2 separate regions of the Mus musculus genome follow, and region 2 is linked to region 1. Evidence: chromatin loops called from intact Hi-C (ENCODE). Cell type or tissue: gastrocnemius. All regions are shown on one strand. Links, peaks and the distances in the headings refer to the core of each region. The heading gives the core; the rest is flanking DNA. Region 1 has its middle 53 kb from the start of Tgfa. Region 2 holds the start of Pcyox1 (prenylcysteine oxidase 1).

Region 1 (8,637 bases), core at 164-8,163:
TGGGACCCAAAGGGCAAACGGGGAAGTTGAGGCTGACATACCCATAAGCTTATGGGAAAGCGATCTTACAACAATGGAGCACTCAAATTAATATTCATGAAATTTTAGGGACAGCAAATAAGGAAATTAGAGGTGATCTGGTAGATACTCCTGTATTATAATTGTTATAATCTAGGATGGAAGATTATTATTGGCTATGATCGGGGATTGATAAAAATTTAAAGTAGTTTTGTTTGAAGTATTGTATATTGATGGAATTTTAAAATTGTTATGTTTGAAGTATTGTATATAAGGTTGTTTTCTTAGATTATTTGACTGTATTGTACATATTCCATTTATTGAAAATGTGATGGTTTTTACAATTATTTCTATTGTGTACAGATTGCTAATGACCATCTTAAGGACAATTCTTGGACAGAAAGAGGAATGTGAAGTGGAAACTTCACATTTCTTTGGAAAGTTAGTTATGTCAAATGTTGTTTTGATGGGGCACACAGGTGAAAGGACATCTTGCTAAAGCAAACACATAAAAGCAAACACATAAAAGGACCCAGGATAAAGGAGTATAAATATGACCCCACCGACAGTGAGAGACAGGCACTGAGCATTGGTTTGGTTTGCTCTGCCTCACTATTCTTCGATAACGACACACGCGTATTGGTGCGCCTTACATAGCGTTGTTGAGCTCAACTTATGATAATGCTGCCATTGAGAGAATCTCGCCCAAGGACTGCTTGTGAGGTTCCTGTGGCAGCTTGCTGCGTCCAAGGTCTCACCTCAGGCTGGTTGGCGAGCCTAACAGTTCCTTCAGGATTGAATTACAGCTGCTGGCTTGTGCCTGATGTCTGCCTACCAAAAGGACAGGACTGTAGCTGCTGGTTCGTGTGTGGTGTCTGCCTGTCTAGAGAACTGGTCTGCAGCCGCTGAGTCATAGTTGGTGTTTGCTACAGGACTGAGCTGTTGCCAAAGAAGATTGAGCTTGCTCCCAAAGAACTATTGCTGAACAGGTCCACTTCTCCCATATCCTAATAACTTTTCTCTTCACTACCGCTGTTGCATGGTTGGCTAGAGGAGTGGTTGAACCCTTATTAAAAGTAGGTTGCAAAAAATTTCTGCCTACACCGGCCTGTTTGGGTTGGCAGTGCAAAAGTTAAGTGCACTTTACTAATTAAGACTCTATTAGTCCAAGTTGCTCAAGAGCTTGTTTTCACCCTTCTCTCCTCTGAGCTAAGTCCCAGCATACCTGGCCGTGAAGCAACAAACCTCCCTTTAGCCCAAAGTCAGCCAACAAAGAGATACGCTGCCACGGGTGCATGCCAGGAAATGCCAGCCCAACAGGTGCCTGTTGGAGAACCGGGATGGCCAGAACCCAGGACAAAGAATTCCCAGTTCTCAGACCAAGTTCCCTAGAGTCTGGAACGTTCTTCCCTGAGGAGCCTGGCAGGAGGAAGGCATCATCTGCTGGCCAGGAGACTGCAGGGATAGAATCTAAGAGACTAAGTAAATCTCAAGAGGTCTGGGGATGACAGTCACTTGGTAGAAGACTTGGCTGGTGTGGGTCCCCAGGTTCAGTCCTTATACTGGGGAGGAGAAGGCAAAACGCATGAAGGAGACCTATGAGGTACACCTTCATTTCTTTTGATAATTTGGAAATTTTAAATTATTATTTTATGTGTATGAGTGCATGTAAATACACTCCATGTGTGTGTGTGTGTGTGTGTGTGTGTGTGTGTGTGTGTGTGTGTGTGTGTGCCTGGTGCCCACAGAAGCTCGAGATGGCATCAGATTCTCTAGACCTGGCGTTACAGGCAGTTGTGTGCTGCCATGGGGTTGCTGGGAATCAAACCTGAGTCCTTTGGAAGAGCAGCAAATGCTCTTATCTACTGAGCCACCTCTCCAGCCCTGATCTCCATTTCTATAAATGGCCATAGAATGAAATGCCATCATTCTGAGAATATAAATTATACAAATTAAAATTGTTGAAATTTATTGTATGTGTGTGTGCATATGCACATACATGTATGTCTGTGCACCATGACATGTGTGTAAGTGAGAGAATAATTTGTGGGAGCTGAACTCTGGGTTCTGGGGATCTAACTCACATCGCCAGGCAGGGCAGCAAGCCCATTTACCTGCTGGGCTAGCTCATCGGCACAGAACGTGCAGCCTGTAGAGGCCTCTGACACAGAGTCTCACTGGAATAGTCCAAATCAATTTTCTCTCCCTTAAGTTGCTTTTTAAAAGTACTTTGTCAAGAAAGACAGCTGATCTACAACTCATCTTCATTCAGTCAGTGAAGGGGACATGGAGGTGGGCCTCAGGTATCTGTCTGAGTGGATGCACATTAAAGAGTGTGGCACAGGCTCTCGGGTGCTATTACATGACAAGGAAGAACCAGGAGGCTAAGGTGTGCAAAGCAGTACAAGCAAAGTCCATCCATCCTGGGACACACAGGGCAACCCTGTGCCCACGCTGGTGCCTGCACATCAACCTGCTTAGCCTGCCCAGCTTGCCCCGCACACAGAAACAAATTACTGTGGTTTTAAGTCACGGGAATTTTAGGTCTCTTTGCTCTGTGTTGCTTTTGTGGTGACAGTTGGTAAATACATTAATCTCGCAATCACAGAACTAAACATAGTAGTGAATGCCACCCAACAGGTGAGGCTGGAGGAGGCACATCCTGTACCATTAGTCTCTAGGGCTTTACAGTGATGAGGAGGAGAAGGTAAGGAAGAGGTGTCCAGAGGCTAAATAGAAGGTGATGTGTTATGGGAGAGAGAGCTGCGTGGGTAAGATGGTTCAGGGAGTAGAGGTGCTTCCACCGAGCCCTAGCTCCATTCCCTGGTCACATATGGTTGAAGGATGAACCAATTCCCCCAAGTGGTTTTTTGACCTCCACACACATGCTGTGGCACATATACACCCCAACATGCACAACCAGTCAATCAAGTGTGTCACCTGATAGGGACAGTGGGTAATAAACAATATCCTTTGTGTGACACTATTAAGATCAAAAGAAAGCTTTCTTAACTATGCAAAGACATGGACATAGACTAGGGCTGTCTGGGCAAATGAAGATGTATGACCAACTAAAGTGAGGACTGAGAAATAAGTTCAGACCCAGTGACTCAGGGATCATTGTTCATCTGCACAGTTCTGTTCAGTCAGAGGGCTGAGTTGATCCAGGTCTGATTGAATTCAAGAAAAATGGGAGGACTATGAACAGACAACTCTCAGTAGCCAAGGAAGATAAGAACGCAACAATTGGTATTTTTTGATTGAATATATTTTATAAATATTAACTAATGTGAGCAACAATTGGTTTTTTTTGATTGAATATATTTTATAAATATTAACTAATGTGAATAATCCAGAAAATATGAGAAAGTGACAATAAGGTTTTTGTTGCTGAGCAGTGTCCTGGGGAAGCTGGGTACCAGGATCTGATGGGCAAACAAGGCTGCCAGCCCCTCCTCTGATGGCAGCCACTCATCCCAGCTCAGGGAGGAGGCGGTGCACACAAGGTGGATAGGTGTCTATGGCAGAAATGGTGAAGGGTTCTTTCGATCTGTCAGCTGACAGTAAGCTTGCAGCAGGAGAAGGGGCGTGGTAACCACTGTCCAGGAGGTTGGGAAAATGGTCATTCATGGAAGAACAAGATTGGCTGGCATCCTAAATGTAAAGTGGTGTCAGCAGAGGAGATGCAATTTCCACTTACAGAGTGGGGAAATGGGATCCAGGGATGCTACTCAGTTGGTCAAGTGATTGGCTAGCATAGGTGGTACCCTGGGCTCTAACCCCAGCATCAGGAAACCTGGTATGGTGATGCATGTCACTAGGGAGGTGGAGGCAGGAAGATCAGAAGTTCACAGTCATATACAGTTACTTAGGAAGTTGGAAGTCAGTCTGGGTACCCCAAATCCCTGTCTCAAAGCAAAAACTCAAATCAACAAAACAACAACAAAAAGAAAGAAAGCAGAGAGAGAGAGAGAGAGAGAGAGAGAGAGAGAGAGAGAGAGAGAGAGAGAGAGAGAGAGAGAGAATCACCATACCCTGAACGGCTATATACCCACAGCTTTTCTTGCAACAGAGGGTTGACACCACAAGCCAATTAGCTGCCTGAATTCCAAAAAGAGATTTTGTGAGCAGAGCTGGGGCCCAGTAACCATCACCTGTGGCCCAGCAGGGGCACAGAAGCAAAACAGCAGGTGCGAGTGGTTAAGAAGAGACCAGCAAAACACATCACCAACTGCCAGCAGCCATTGTGGGCTTGGATCTGGGCAAGCAGGGTCTGACAGCAGAGGCACAAGCACTCACTCACAGAGGTTTTCCCCACAGGCTCTTAGGAAAGACAGGGAGAAGGGAGAGCTGGAAAACGCCCCCTGGTGGTGCAGGCCTGGGAAAGGTTATAGGTGAACAGGAAGAACTGGATACGAGAAATATTTTAAGAGATGCAGTTCAAGAGTTCCACAAAAAATAATAATAAAATATAAATTTATATTATAAAAATAATAAAATTATAAAAATAATATATGAAAGCATAGGTCCAAATATTTTAGAGACCCCCCAATGATAAACTACTACCTAAATATAAACAAGTCCAAGAGAAAAACAAAACAAAAAATTAAATTAAATTAAATTAAATTAAAAAAACTCCAGATACTAGCAGGCCTAACTGATAAAACCAAGATTAAAGAGAAAACCTTGATGGGAGCTGTAAGGGAGGAAGGCGGGGCAGGGTGCATGACAGCAAAGGGATCAGGAGGCACAGAGGACTCTGGAGCCATGCATGTGGGCAGCAGTGGCTTAGCATCAGTCAATACTGGAAGAAAGTGACTGACCCAGAAGTCAGAAAAAAGCGACTTTGCACAGTGGAGATGGGGTGGGGAGATAAGGGAAAAGAGTGGTAGAGCAAGACACCTGATTCCCTCCTCTGGCCTCTGGGCACGAGTGCACCCATGCGCGAGCGCACACACACACACACACACACACACACACACAAACACTAGGCATCACTCCAAACAGTATAAATAACTAAATATGACTTATTAAAAAAATATCAAATGGTCAACTGTGTGCCACTTCACAAGAAACCTACTTGTTTTATTTTTGAAGAGATTTATTTGTGTGTGTGTGTGTGTGTGTGTGTGTGTGTGTGTGTGATATGTGTATACAGGTGCCCATGGAGGCCACAAGAGGTATCAGATCCTCTGGAACTGGAGATACAGGTTGTTGTTAGCCACATGATGTGAATGTTGGGAACTTGGGATCTCTGCAAGAGCAGAGCTGTCATGCCCCAGCTGTAGAACTGACCAACAAAGGTAAGACTCAGAATGGTGAAATTCCCGTTGGTGTGTTCTCACACTTAGAGCCACCCTCCTCAAATATTTTGTGTGGTCAGAGACAAATGGTTGAAATAGGTGGGTTTTGTTTTTGTTATTTTTGCTTTTGTTTTCCCCTTCTGGTGATATACTATGAAGAGTGAAAGAGAATGAGGGAGTTTAAAAAGAAGTTGTAAGATTGGATCTTGGACTTTACACTGTTATATTTTGACTCTGCAATGTCTCTTGCAGGCTCATACACTTGAACATCTGGGCTCCAGCTGCTGGTGGAGCTGATTTGAAAAGTCAAAGAAACTGTACAAGTTTCTTGCTGGATGGCCACTGATAGGCGGGCCTTGAGGTCTATAGCCCACTTCTTCCCATCTCTACTTCCTGCTCCTTCTGATCTCTGCTTTCTATCCTGCAGAGGGGTGGAGGAGAAGTCCAGGCAAGACATAGAGTGAGAGCAGAAGCTGCGGACTGTTGTAGATCAGCAGACTGGAAGAGCTGGTCAGAACTGCTGGGGTTTGGGTCCCAAGGCTAGGTGATATTTACACAGGGTGGTCAGAATGGGTGCTTGAAATTGGTACTGTTGGTAATGACAAGGTCAAGGGTATGGACCCAGGAATGACTAACCAGGACGTCCAAGATCACAGGAAGAGACAAAGTGAAGTCCACAGAGGGAGTGAAAGGCACAGTCTGATGACATGAGACTATGAATGGGGAGGGAAGGCCAGTCTGAAACCAGTGTCCCAGAGCATGAAGATGCCTAACATGTGAGCTCCACAATGCCAGATGAGAGGAAGCTGTCACAGGATTCCAGAGGAGAGGAAGCTGTCACAGGGTTCCAGATGAGAGGAGGCTGTCACAGGGTTCCAGAGGAGAGGAAGCTGTCACAGGGTTCCAGATGAGAGGAGGCTGTCACAGGGTTCCAGAGGAGAGGAGGCTGTCACAGGCTTCCAGATGAGAGGAAGCTGTCACAGGATTCCAGAGGAGAGGAGAGGAGGCTGTCACAGGGTTCCAGAGGAGAGGAGGCTGTCACAGGGTTCCAGAGGAGAGGAGGCTGTCACAGGGTTCCAGAGGAGAGGAGGCTGTCACAGGCTTCCAGATGAGAGGAAGCTGTCACAGGGTTCCAGATGAGAGGAGGCTGTCACAGGGTTCCACAGGAGAGGAGGCTGTCACAGGGTTCCAGAGGAGAGGAGGCTGTCACAGGGTTCCAGATGAGAGGAGGCTGTCACAGGGTTCCAGATGAGAGGAAGCTGTCACAGGGTTCCAGAGGAGAGGAGGCTGTCACAGGGTTCCAGAGGAGAGGAGGCTGTCACAGGCTTCCAGATGAGAGGAAGCTGTCACAGGCTTCCAGATGAGAGGAAGCTGTCACAGGATTCCAGAGGAGAGGAGGCTGTCACAGGGTTCCAGAGGAGAGGAGGCTGTCACAGGCTTCCAGATGAGAGGAAGCTGTCACAGGGTTCCAGATGAGAGGAGGCTGTCACAGGGTTCCACAGGAGAGGAGGCTGTCACAGGCTTCCAGAGGAGAGGAGGCTGTCACAGGGTTCCAGAGGAGAGGATAGTGTTTAGGGTGTGAGGAGTGAGATGTGGCAAGCAGCAGGATTCTTACTCTGTATGTGCTGTGGATGGAGCCAGGCTATGAGTTCAATGTGCCAGGCTGGATGCAGTCTCTCGCCTTTCCACTCAAGATTCAGAAAAATCACAGCCAACATAAACTTGTACCATAGAAGAACTGGGAAAGAGGTCCTTGGTAGGGGAGAAGGTTCAACACATTTCTTTTTGACTTGTTTTATTTTCCCTCGTTTTTTGTTGTTGTTTTGTTTTGTTTTTCTTTCTTTTTGTTTTGTTTTGTCGTGTACTCAGGTAAGTCTTGGACTTCTATGAATCTAAAGATATGATCTTGAACTCCTGCTCCCCCTTGCCTCTACCTCCCAAGTGTTGGTATGTCAGATATGTGCTATCATGCTTGGCTTCAAGATATTTCTCTCCTTTTTAAAAAAAGAATTGTTTATTTATTTTATGTATGTGAGTACACTGTCACTATCTTTAGACACACCATAAGAGGACATTGGACCCCATTACAGGTGGTTATGAGTCATCATGTGGTTGCTGGGAATTGAACTCAGGCCCTCTGGAAGAGCAGTCACTGCTCTTAACTGCTGAGCTATCTCTTCAACCCTCAAAATATTTCTTAGAGAGTAAAAGAAAGTGTCAGATATTTGGTGAGTAAGGGCTGAGTATTTGGCTCAGTGGGTAAAGTGAAGACTCTAGTTCATATCCTCAGAATCTGGGGCGTTATTTTATTCTGGATGAAAGCCAGGTGTGGTAGCATGTGTCCATTACTCAAGTTCTAGAGAGTTGGAGATGGGTGGATGTCAGAAGTTTGCTGGCCTGTCGGACTAGCCAATCAGTGAACCTTAGGCTCAGTGAGAGGCCATATCCCCCAAAGTAAGATGAAAAGTAAGAGATAGACTTTCAGTGTCAACTTGTGGGCTCCACAAGTACATGCATGGGTGAACATGCATGGGTGAGCATGCCCCCCCCCACATACACACATGTTAGATGAATAAACAGGGCAAAACAAAATGTCCCAGAATATGCAAGAGGAAGCACCAGCAAAGGAAGAAGCCATCACCCCCTCTGCACGCTCTCTCATCTCAAGCCCCTGTCACAGTTGGTAGGAGGATGCAGAGCAGGTATAAGAAAGAAAGAGCCCAACCAAAGGGATTACTCCAAAGTCCCCTACCCTTTGCAGTGTCACTAGAAACTTGTCTACAGGAAGCCCCGTTGTTCCCTGCACATCAAGGCTCTTCTCATGAGATGCTGAATTTACATTTGAGGCCAAGAGGATTGCCAGAGTGGGAGCCCTTGGGAGGAGAGGTCTGTGTATGCGCTTGGGGAACCCCATCCTCAGGCTGGCAATCTGTGTGCTAGTTCCCAGGAGCTACTCCCCAGCCTTGCAGGCCTCTGGTCAGCACACCCATCCCAAGAGAGCCTGGGAGAGAAAAACAGACACGCCCTGGGAGGGAACCCCGTGATGGCTCTGGAAGAAGACCAAAACCATTCTCTATCATTATGGATGATGGGACAATCCCCAGGGAGGAGCCAAACACCCCGTGAGTGAAACGACAGAGGTGTGCAAACAGTCCACGGAAGAGTTGTCTCAACACAGAAGCAAAAACAACTGAAATCCAAGTCTTTAATTAGGATCTTTTTGAGATGTTGTGAAGATACACACAAAAACAAAAGCAGGGTGTCCATAGATGGGACAACAAGGAAACTAATAAGAAAGATTAGGAGAATAGTTAAA
Region 2 (8,637 bases), core at 432-8,431, 260 kb before region 1:
AGAGGGAAAGCCGAAGACCTTCGAGAAAGATGTCTGGCTTTTTTTTTTTTTTTCTTTCCAGTTCTCAACTGCAAGTATAAAGTTTTTAACCTCAGCCTTCAAGAATTAAAAATGAAAAAAATCCTACCAAAAGAAAAGAGAAAGGACGTTCCAGATGGAAATCTGGAAAAGATTCATCGAAAAGAGGGGGCGGGGAAAAAAAGGACGCAAGCATGGGACTCCAGGAGGACGTGCCGAGTCCTGAGGAGAGCTTTGAATGAAAAGTCCTTCCTCCAGGTCTGGGGGCCGCGGGTGCAGCCAGCCGAGGGGTGACAGGGGCCGAGCCCCTCTCCCGCCATCGTCCTCTCGGCCCGGCTCGGCTCTAAGCATCCTGGCGTGCGCACGGGAGGGAGGAACCACCACAGCGCGGCGTCCACGGAGAACAATAGGCTGCAGAGAGGCGCAGGGCCGCGGCCTCCCTACGGGGCGACCACCATCCCGCCTCCCTCAACGCTGCTCCAGACTCACAGAGTCTTGGGCATCTCGTCCTCCATGGCTGCTGCGGTCGCGGCGGCACCTCAGGGTCCAGCTCCCTGCCCTTCGCTACCTCCCAAATCCTTGAGGCGGGCTATGGCTGCGGAAGAGCCGGCCTCCTCGCTTGACCGGAGGCTACTTCGCTTTCTTCTTTGGCAGCGATTACACAAAAAAAGGCCCGGCCTACCGCGAACAATGAAACCCCGATCCAAGATGGCGGCGAGCCGGACGCCTAGGAGCCGGCAGCCGAGTGACCCGTGCCGCGCATGCGCACAGCCAGCTAGCATGCTCACCCTCCTGGCAGCCGGGTTTAGGCTTCAAGGACGGGGTTCACTTGGTGCGCAGCCGCGCTGCCACCAGGCAAGGGATGGCTCAGAGTGCGCAGACGCAATGCCAGTAGTTTAGGATTTCTGTAGTTTCAGAGCGGAGTGTTTCATTTGTGAATTATATAGTGAAATTAAAAATCCTTGGGGAGGTTAAAGAAATAAAATAGCAGGTGTTTTTCTAGCAGGAAAATTTTCTTTTTGCACACTATTTAAAGAGAGAAAAGACATGCGCCGCCCGGGAATCGAACCCGGGTCGCAAGAATGGGAATCTTGCATGATACCACTACACCAGCGGCGCTGTTGAGGATTTGGGCGTCCGAAAACTCATAGGAGATACGTTAGTATCTCTGCCTATTGGATTCTTGATTTATGTAAATGAAAATTAGAACGAATTGATACTTGCACTTTTTCCGTTGCTTTATGAAACGATTCATTCTTTCTCATACCAATGCTGTTGAGTGGCTGTTTGAGAAAAATCTCGACTTTCATTTTTGCTTATTATTTAGAAGTAAGAGTTGTGGTAAGAAAATAAGGTCTACTTGACAATAAGCAATACTTTGCGAGCAGGAATCATATTTATGTCTGGATTTCTTTTGTATACCCAATGTAATCGAAAAGCTGGTAATAACAGAGTTACTGTTGCAAATTGGTGAGAAGAATCTCAACAGTCAGCCCTTGCTTAGGGTTCAGAGTTATGGCTCTGGAATGTGGTTCCGGTACTTTTTTTTATCCTTTCTTATTACACTATACATATTATGTAAAGCATTTATTAAAGACGTGAAAGTTTTTGTATCCAATGTCGTTCTTTTACATCAGTGGTCCTCAAGATTCCTAATGTTGCGACCTTTTAATACAGTTCCTGGCATTGTAGTGACCCCAACCATAACAGTACTTTTGTTGCTACTTCATAACTGTAATTTTGTTACTGATATGAATTGTAATGTAAATACTTTCAGCGATAGAGGGGTGGTAAAGGGGTCGCGACCCACAGGTTGAGAACCAATTGCGTACTCTGCCATATTTGGGATTCCCTCTCTCTTTCCTTCTTCCTCCCTCCTTTCCTTCCTTCTTTTCTTTCAACTTTTCTGTTTTTCAAGACAGGGGGTCTCTGTGCAGAACTGGCTGTCCTGGAATTAGCTCTGTAGACTAAACTAGCTTCAAACTCAAAAGATCCTCTTGCCTCTGCCTCCCTAATGCTGGGATTAAAAGCATGAGCCACCACCACCCCACATTTGGGAGTTCTACTTCTATAATTATCTCTAGAGTACGTCATATTTTCAGATTATATAGAGTCTATATTATAGACAGAAAACAAATATTGTCCACACTTCAGAACGCAGAAGTAGGTAGGAAGTTCAGGAGTTCAAAGCCAACCAATGCTATTTAGAAGCAAGCGCCTCTCTTCAAACAAACAAACAAAGAAACAAACAATAATTTTAAAGAAGAGTATGGCAAATATTTAAGTGTTTAAAGTATTTTGAACACTCTGGGGGTGGGTGGAAATCTATTTAAAATGGCTTTTAGTTTATCAGCATAGGTGTTCAACAATAACAAGCTTTACCCATTTCCAGCCCAGTGATCGTTCTGACTCTATGGTTTTGCTTTCTGAGTATTTCATACAAACAGAATCATACACTGTGTGTCTTCTTGAAACATACCTCTTCTCTTTTTGGTGACAGGGTTTCCAAAAAGTAGTTCTGGCTGTCCTGGAACTCACTTTATAGACCAGGCTGTCCTTGAACTCACAGAGATCTGCCTGCCTCTGTTTCCAAAGTGCTGGGATTAAAGGTATATACCACTGTTTGGCAACTTAAAACAAACAAACAAACAAACACCTACTTCTAGGGTGAAATTTTCAGTGCAGATATTCTTATACGTTGGTATATATTTGAGACACCTTGATGTGTAGATGAGGCTTTCCTCAAGAGTCCAATCTTCCTGACTTAGCCTCCTAAATGTTGGGATTGCATGTATGATCCACCATCACACCAGGCCAAAGCGAGTTCCTTTTTTTTCTTTCTTTCTTTATTTCCTTCTCTTTTCTTTAATTTTTTTTTCTGTAGGATAGATTCCTAAACATAGAATTATTGAATTATATTTTTGTATAAAGTCATAGTAGGCAAAAATCTTGTCCTTTGTGGGGACTCACACATATAATTCCAGCATCCCTGGACTGAGGTGAGAGGATTATTTTGAATTCATAGCCAGCCTGGGCTATAGTGTAAGATCTTACCTCAAAAATAAAGACGCACATAAATAAATTATAGAAAACACAAAGCAACAAAGGTGAAAATGTGGCCATCATTCACATCCCCTAAGAGTGGTTCAAAGTCAGATCCTAAGCTGCCCTCCTCTGCTCTGCTCCCTCCATTTTGTCTTATATTGAGGTATTATTAATTTTATTTTGCTTTTGCTAATATAAGAGATGAAAAGTGGTCTCTCTCTCTCTCTCTCTCTCTCTCTCTCTCTCTGTCTTCCTCACTCTCCTTCCCTCCCCCCTTTTGAAACAGGGGCTCACATGTAGCTTGGCTAGCCTGGGGCATGCTATCAGGATCTACCAGGCTAGCCTCAAAATCACAGAGATCCACCTGCCTCTATCTCTGCCACCAAAGTGCTGGGGTTTGTAACGCAGGCATGTGCATCATTTCTGGCTGCATTTTCTTATGTATTTTTTTTTTCAGGATATAAACAACCTAAGAGTCCTAACTTTAGCTATAACAAAATTCAAATTTTGATGAAAATGATGTTTCAAATATTCCATAGCAGCTGTCATTTAGCTGACCTCTTCTGATGTTTGGGCATGTCCAGTGTTGGGGTGGTTAGGTTCTGGAAGGGTTTCTGCTCTTTGCCAGAGGCCCTTGAAGGTGGAGTGGCTCTGGCAGAAAACAGCCTCCAGGTGGCACTCAATCTACACTATAGCGAAGTATACTACCAAGGCCCTTAGGTCTTCAGAGCCAGATGTGAGGCTGCACAGAGCCACCAGGCTTTGAAAGTACTAAACTACGGAGGTTTTCTCAGCCGGTCTCCGTCTTGTCATTTCTGTTTGGCGCCTAGGCCACACACCTTTTCCCGCAAACACTCATCTCAAAGACATGTGTCATACTGGGAAAAACATCTTAAGAAAAAAATGCACAAAGGAAACTGTCCAATCACGTGCTCAAGAAGCTTCTCCAGCAAGTTCGGGAGGACCCCGCCTTCCAAAACCTAGGTTGGGCTTCTTTTTTTCCAGAGGGATACATTTTCTGCCATGCAGAACTCTGTGCACCTGTATAGTGTTGCTCAAGTGCAGCAGCCAACTTGCTATTGTAGTTACAAATGTTTAGATGAAAATTTGCAAAAGCTGAAAGATCCTGTGGACTGATAGAGCTCTTTTGCATTTTGGGTAAAAATTAATGACAATCCTAATGATTGTCCTAGTATAAGAAAATACTTATTTGTCCCTAGTTATTAATGCATTTGGTTTTAAAAATTCTCTTGGCTGAGTGTGGTGCTAAATCCCAGCATGGCAGAGGGGCAGAGGCAAGAGGGGCAGAGGCAGAGGCAGAGGCAGAGAGGCAGAGAGGCAGAGAGGCAGAGAGACAGAGAGGCAGAGAGGCAGAGAGGCAGAGGCAGAGGCAGAGGCAGAGTCAGAGGGGCAGAGGCAGAGGCAGAGGCAGAGGCAGAGGCAGAGGCAGAGGCAGAGGCAGAGGCAGAGGCAGAGGCAGAGGCAGAGGCAGATCTCTGTGATCAGTGGCAGAATTTTTGTTCTCTGTGTTCTCAAAGACAAACATGGCAGTACACAAACTAATAGAGACAAATTTTAATCAGTAGGATACTATTGCAATAGGGGAAATTCCACCAGTTCGAACATAATTTGTATAGAGGTGGCAGAATTTTTTAGGGCAAGAATGAGGTAACAGGGAAGGAGCTAAGCAGGGGCTCAGTAGGGCAAAGGTATTCAAAGACCAGAGAAGCAGGAAGTCAGTCCATGTGCAGCCTATCTGTGTTTGCTAATGGCCTCTCTGTGGAGTACACTGCCCTAAAGTAACCCTTCCCAGACTCTGTACGTGGAAGTGGTTGGTTCTCTCCAGTCTTTATGTGAGTTCAGGATATAGAATTCTGGGCACCAGACTAGGACCACAAGCACCATAACTGGCTGAACTATAGTGATAGCCCTAAGTTCAACATTACTTTGTATCCAACTCAGTTTCCTTCCATTAATACTGTTCTTTATGATCATATTTTGTTTCTTTTGTGTTTGCTTGGGGATGGGGCAGGAGAAAAAGGGATCATGTTAGAGCCTATAGCTTTTCTCACAGAAGTCAACATTGAGTATCTTCCTCAAATGCATCAATGCATGTGTGTGTGTATCTTTTGGCTTTTTGAAACGAGGCTCCTCTATGTACCACTAGATGCCCTGGAACAACTCATTCTATAGACCAGTGTCACCAATATAGACGTGGTAGAACCTGGGAGACTGGGGCTTATAAACAAGGCAGACTAAAGTCTTATGCAATAGCCAACTTTATTTGGAATTTCAACAATTTATATGAGGATTAAGAAAGAAATCACATGAGTTAAGTTCTCATGAATTTAAACTGTAAATGATCACAAGGAAGAGCCACATGTGGCAAAAACATGGTTTTCCCATCGAGGCATGGAAAGGATAGTTTAAATATTTAATTGAACAACAACAAGCAATACTGAAAAATTGACATAAACTCATTCCTATCTGCTATATCTGGGAGGAGCATGGAAACAGACTCCAGAAACAATTCCATGTTTTGAAGAAACTGAGGTCACAAGGTCTTGTTTTTCTTGAAGTGTTCTCACCTGTACTCAGAATTCTCCTCACAAGATTCTATTCCTGGACTGGGTTCCAAGAGACCAGGTTACTTTCAAACTCAGATCTGCTTGTCTCTGTCTCCCAAGTGCTGGGACTAAAGGCATGAGCCACCACTGCCCTGACTAGCCAGCTTTTACCTTAGAGATAGAGTCTCCCACTAAACTGGGAGCTTGCCAATTAGGTTAGGTTGCCTGGCCAGCAAGCCCTAGGGACCATCCTGTCTTTCTGCTTTGGGATTATAGTCACGTGCTTCTGAATCCAGATCTTTTTCATGGGCTCTAGGGAATCTGAACTCAGGTTCTCATGCTTGCAAACCTAGCATTTTACCCAGTGAACCATCTCCTCAGAATTCATTCTGAGTACACACTGTGCGTGCATGTGTGCGTGCGTGTGTGTCTTATAGTATGACATCAGTTTAGGGGAGAGGAAAAAAATAATTTTCTTCATTTTTATGATTCCTTATTTAGGACAGACCCCTGTAACAAAACCACATCAACAAGAGAACAATAACCCAAACAGTGGCATAGCCCTTTAATCTCGGCACTCAGGAGACAAGAGGCAGGCAGATCTCTTTGAGTTAAAGCCCAGCCGAGGCTACATAGTGAGCTCTGTCTCAGTAAATAAGAGAAAAACAGACAGAAAATTGAGAGCTTCTCCAAGGAATGAACAGCTCTCCAGAAGCTGGCTTAGGATACAAGTCGCCTTCAAAGGATAGTCAGTTTTTAGAGACATGACAAGGCATAAGGTGGCAAAGAAGAGTTTGAGTTCTTAGGGCTGGAAACCAAGAGAAGGCAAATAATATATGGCAGGAGAAAGGCTCCGGGGTCAGGCTTGTTATGTGAATTTCTTACTGGTGAAAGTTTGTGAAATCCCAGCACACAAGAGGTAGAAAGGGTTACTTGAGATTCTGTTTGAAAAAACAAAGATCTGTGGAAAAACCAAAACTACAAGATATTGACAGGTCTCAGCTGACTAGAAGTGAGAACACCTTGTTCTATAACATAGCACAGCTCTTCCTACATCTGGAGGAGAAGCCTGGCTCTTTAGACTGCCCAGGGCAGAGGAAGGCAGAAGCTGGAAACAAAGAGCTGACTGGTTTTGAAGTTATGCTCTTTGGGAAGGTTGAAGCATAGGGGACATCGTTCTCGGATCTGCTAACAGAGGCATGTCACCAGCTCCCTTTCCTATGAAGGTCAACCAGAAAATTTAGTTTCACCTCTGGTAGCACGCAGCTTCCGATGGGGATTCCCCATTGAGTTGGCATGCTGTCCATCCATCCAGCCCAGTAGCTCAGGCCAAACTAATGGCTTCCTAGGAATTTTACTTAAGATGTCTAAAATTGCCTTTGGTGATAAACCCACATCCCTCAGGTAGAGAAGGGAGGATCCCTTTGTCCTTGTGTGTATGTTTATTTTTATTTATGTGTTTGTGTGTGTTCTGGTGCCCTGGAAGGTCAGAGGAGGGTGACAGTTCCCCTGGCACTGCTGGCACAGGCAGTTGTAAGCCTCAGAAACAGAACTCAGTAGCACTCTTAGCCACTGAGTCATTTCTCCAGTGCTTAAAATTTTGTTATGCTTACAAGTGTGCCAGAGGAAGGTCCGGTGGAATAAATAGCAGGAAGTGCTCTTAACTACTGAGCCATGTCTCCAGCACCCCCACTCTCCCATACACACTCAGTGTTTTGTTTTTAGGCAATTGGAGGAAAGTAGACAGCATTTCTTGTTTTTGTGTCTTCTCTAGTGTCTTCAACTTGGAAACAGACCGTATGTGAGAGGCCACTTTGGTGTTCTAATTTTATTCGTATGGACGTGGGTCCCGTGTTTTGCTCCTCTTACTTCACAATACCCCATCTCTCTTCCTTTTCTTATCACGCAGCTGAGTCCCTGGAACAAAGTGCTCACTTTAGAAATGTTTGCGGCCGGTTTGCCTGGTTTAGACTGAGATTGGCCACGTGCATTCTCTACAAGCTCGCGATTTTGGGGACTGTAGAGGGCACTTGTGAAGAAGGATGCATCTTCAGGAGAGGCGGGAAAGGAGAGCTGAGGTGGCCCTCAACCTGCGCCTTGGATGTGGGCTTCTGGGACCAGAGTGTACTTCGGGGGCACAGAGGACCAGGATTAGATAACACAAAATCGGCGAGCCTGGGGAGCAAAGGACCTGGGTGGGACGAGTGGGCGTGGTCGTGTGCTCTGGGGCGTGGTCTGGGCGGGGCGAAAGCGCGCAGACGCATAGAGCAGGGTCTGCTGGCGGACCCGCGGTCAGTCTGCAGCTGCGGGAGGCCATGGGGCGCTTCGCCGCTGCATTGGTGGGCTCACTGTTCTGGCTGGGGCTGCTGCTATGTGGTCTGGGCAGTCTGGCGAGCGCCGAGCCCCGGGCCCCGCCGAACAGGATCGGTAGGTGCGGGGGATACAGAGGCGCGGCGATGCCTAGGTCGGTCTTCCCAGGGCTGGGTGGAGATCGGGGTCCGGAGACCGGGCCGTGCGCTCCGAGTCTGGAGGAGTGCCACTGGAGGCGTGTGCTAGCCAGGGACTCGGTATCCGTGCAGCTCCAGCCTGGGAGGCCCTCGGCTCTAGCAGCTGAACGCCCTCAAGAGCCCGCCTCTAGCTGTCCCTGGAGCTAAGTCTGTTTGTCCGGCCGATTGGGGCACGCAGACTCTGCACTGGGACCAGTCTCTCTTCCCCTACCTCCAGATCCCCTCCCCCGAGAAGGACTGGGACCGCCTCCCCGCACCTGCGCTCTGCTTACTGCAACTGCTGCAGCTAGCTGGAGAACCCGGTCTCTTCGTGGCTTTGGTTGCCTCGGGTTTTCATTCCTGGGTGTCTATTCCCATCTGAAGCTGTGTCTTTCGGGATCGTTAATGGTGTTGGGGCCATAGAGAGACAAAGAACAAAGCTGGGCGAAGATGGCGTCTGCTTTATTTAAAATGCGTGCTGGAGGGGCCCATTCATACTTCCCCAGGAATTGGGCACAGCA

The links. A loop is a pair of places that touch in the nucleus more often than their neighbours do. Peaks named below come from ENCODE experiments on the same cell type or tissue, not always from the same donor. Only the 100,000 strongest peaks of a DNase experiment are listed, where the experiment ranks them.
Region 2: it touches region 1 in a loop (6-fold over the local background); 6 of 42 quality-filtered maps call a loop at or near these places.

Annotation. Positions count from the first base shown.
Region 1 is chr6:86,137,739-86,146,375 of GRCm38, reverse strand. It overlaps the pseudogene Gm19596. Among named protein-coding and RNA genes, the nearest start is that of Tgfa, 53 kb to the left of the region's middle. In gastrocnemius, for the core only: a CTCF peak has its summit at 4,389 (motif pointing left); a DNase peak (open chromatin) is centred at 4,372.
Region 2 is chr6:86,396,393-86,405,029 of GRCm38, reverse strand. It overlaps Pcyox1 (prenylcysteine oxidase 1), which reads left to right and starts at 7,880. Exons shown (of 6, transcript NM_025823.4): 1 at 7,880-8,057. The coding sequence starts at 7,946. Tia1 (cytotoxic granule-associated RNA binding protein 1) reads right to left here and starts at 811. Exons shown (of 13, transcript NM_011585.4): 1 at 508-811. The coding sequence starts at 533. It overlaps n-TGccc4 (a tRNA gene), which reads right to left and starts at 1,137; the gene lies at 1,067-1,137. In gastrocnemius, for the core only: CTCF peaks have their summits at 927, 1,126 and 3,734 (motif pointing right); DNase peaks (open chromatin) are centred at 3,736, 7,912, 8,131, 8,328 and 3 more places; H3K4me3 peaks cover 3,297 bases; H3K27ac peaks cover 3,445 bases.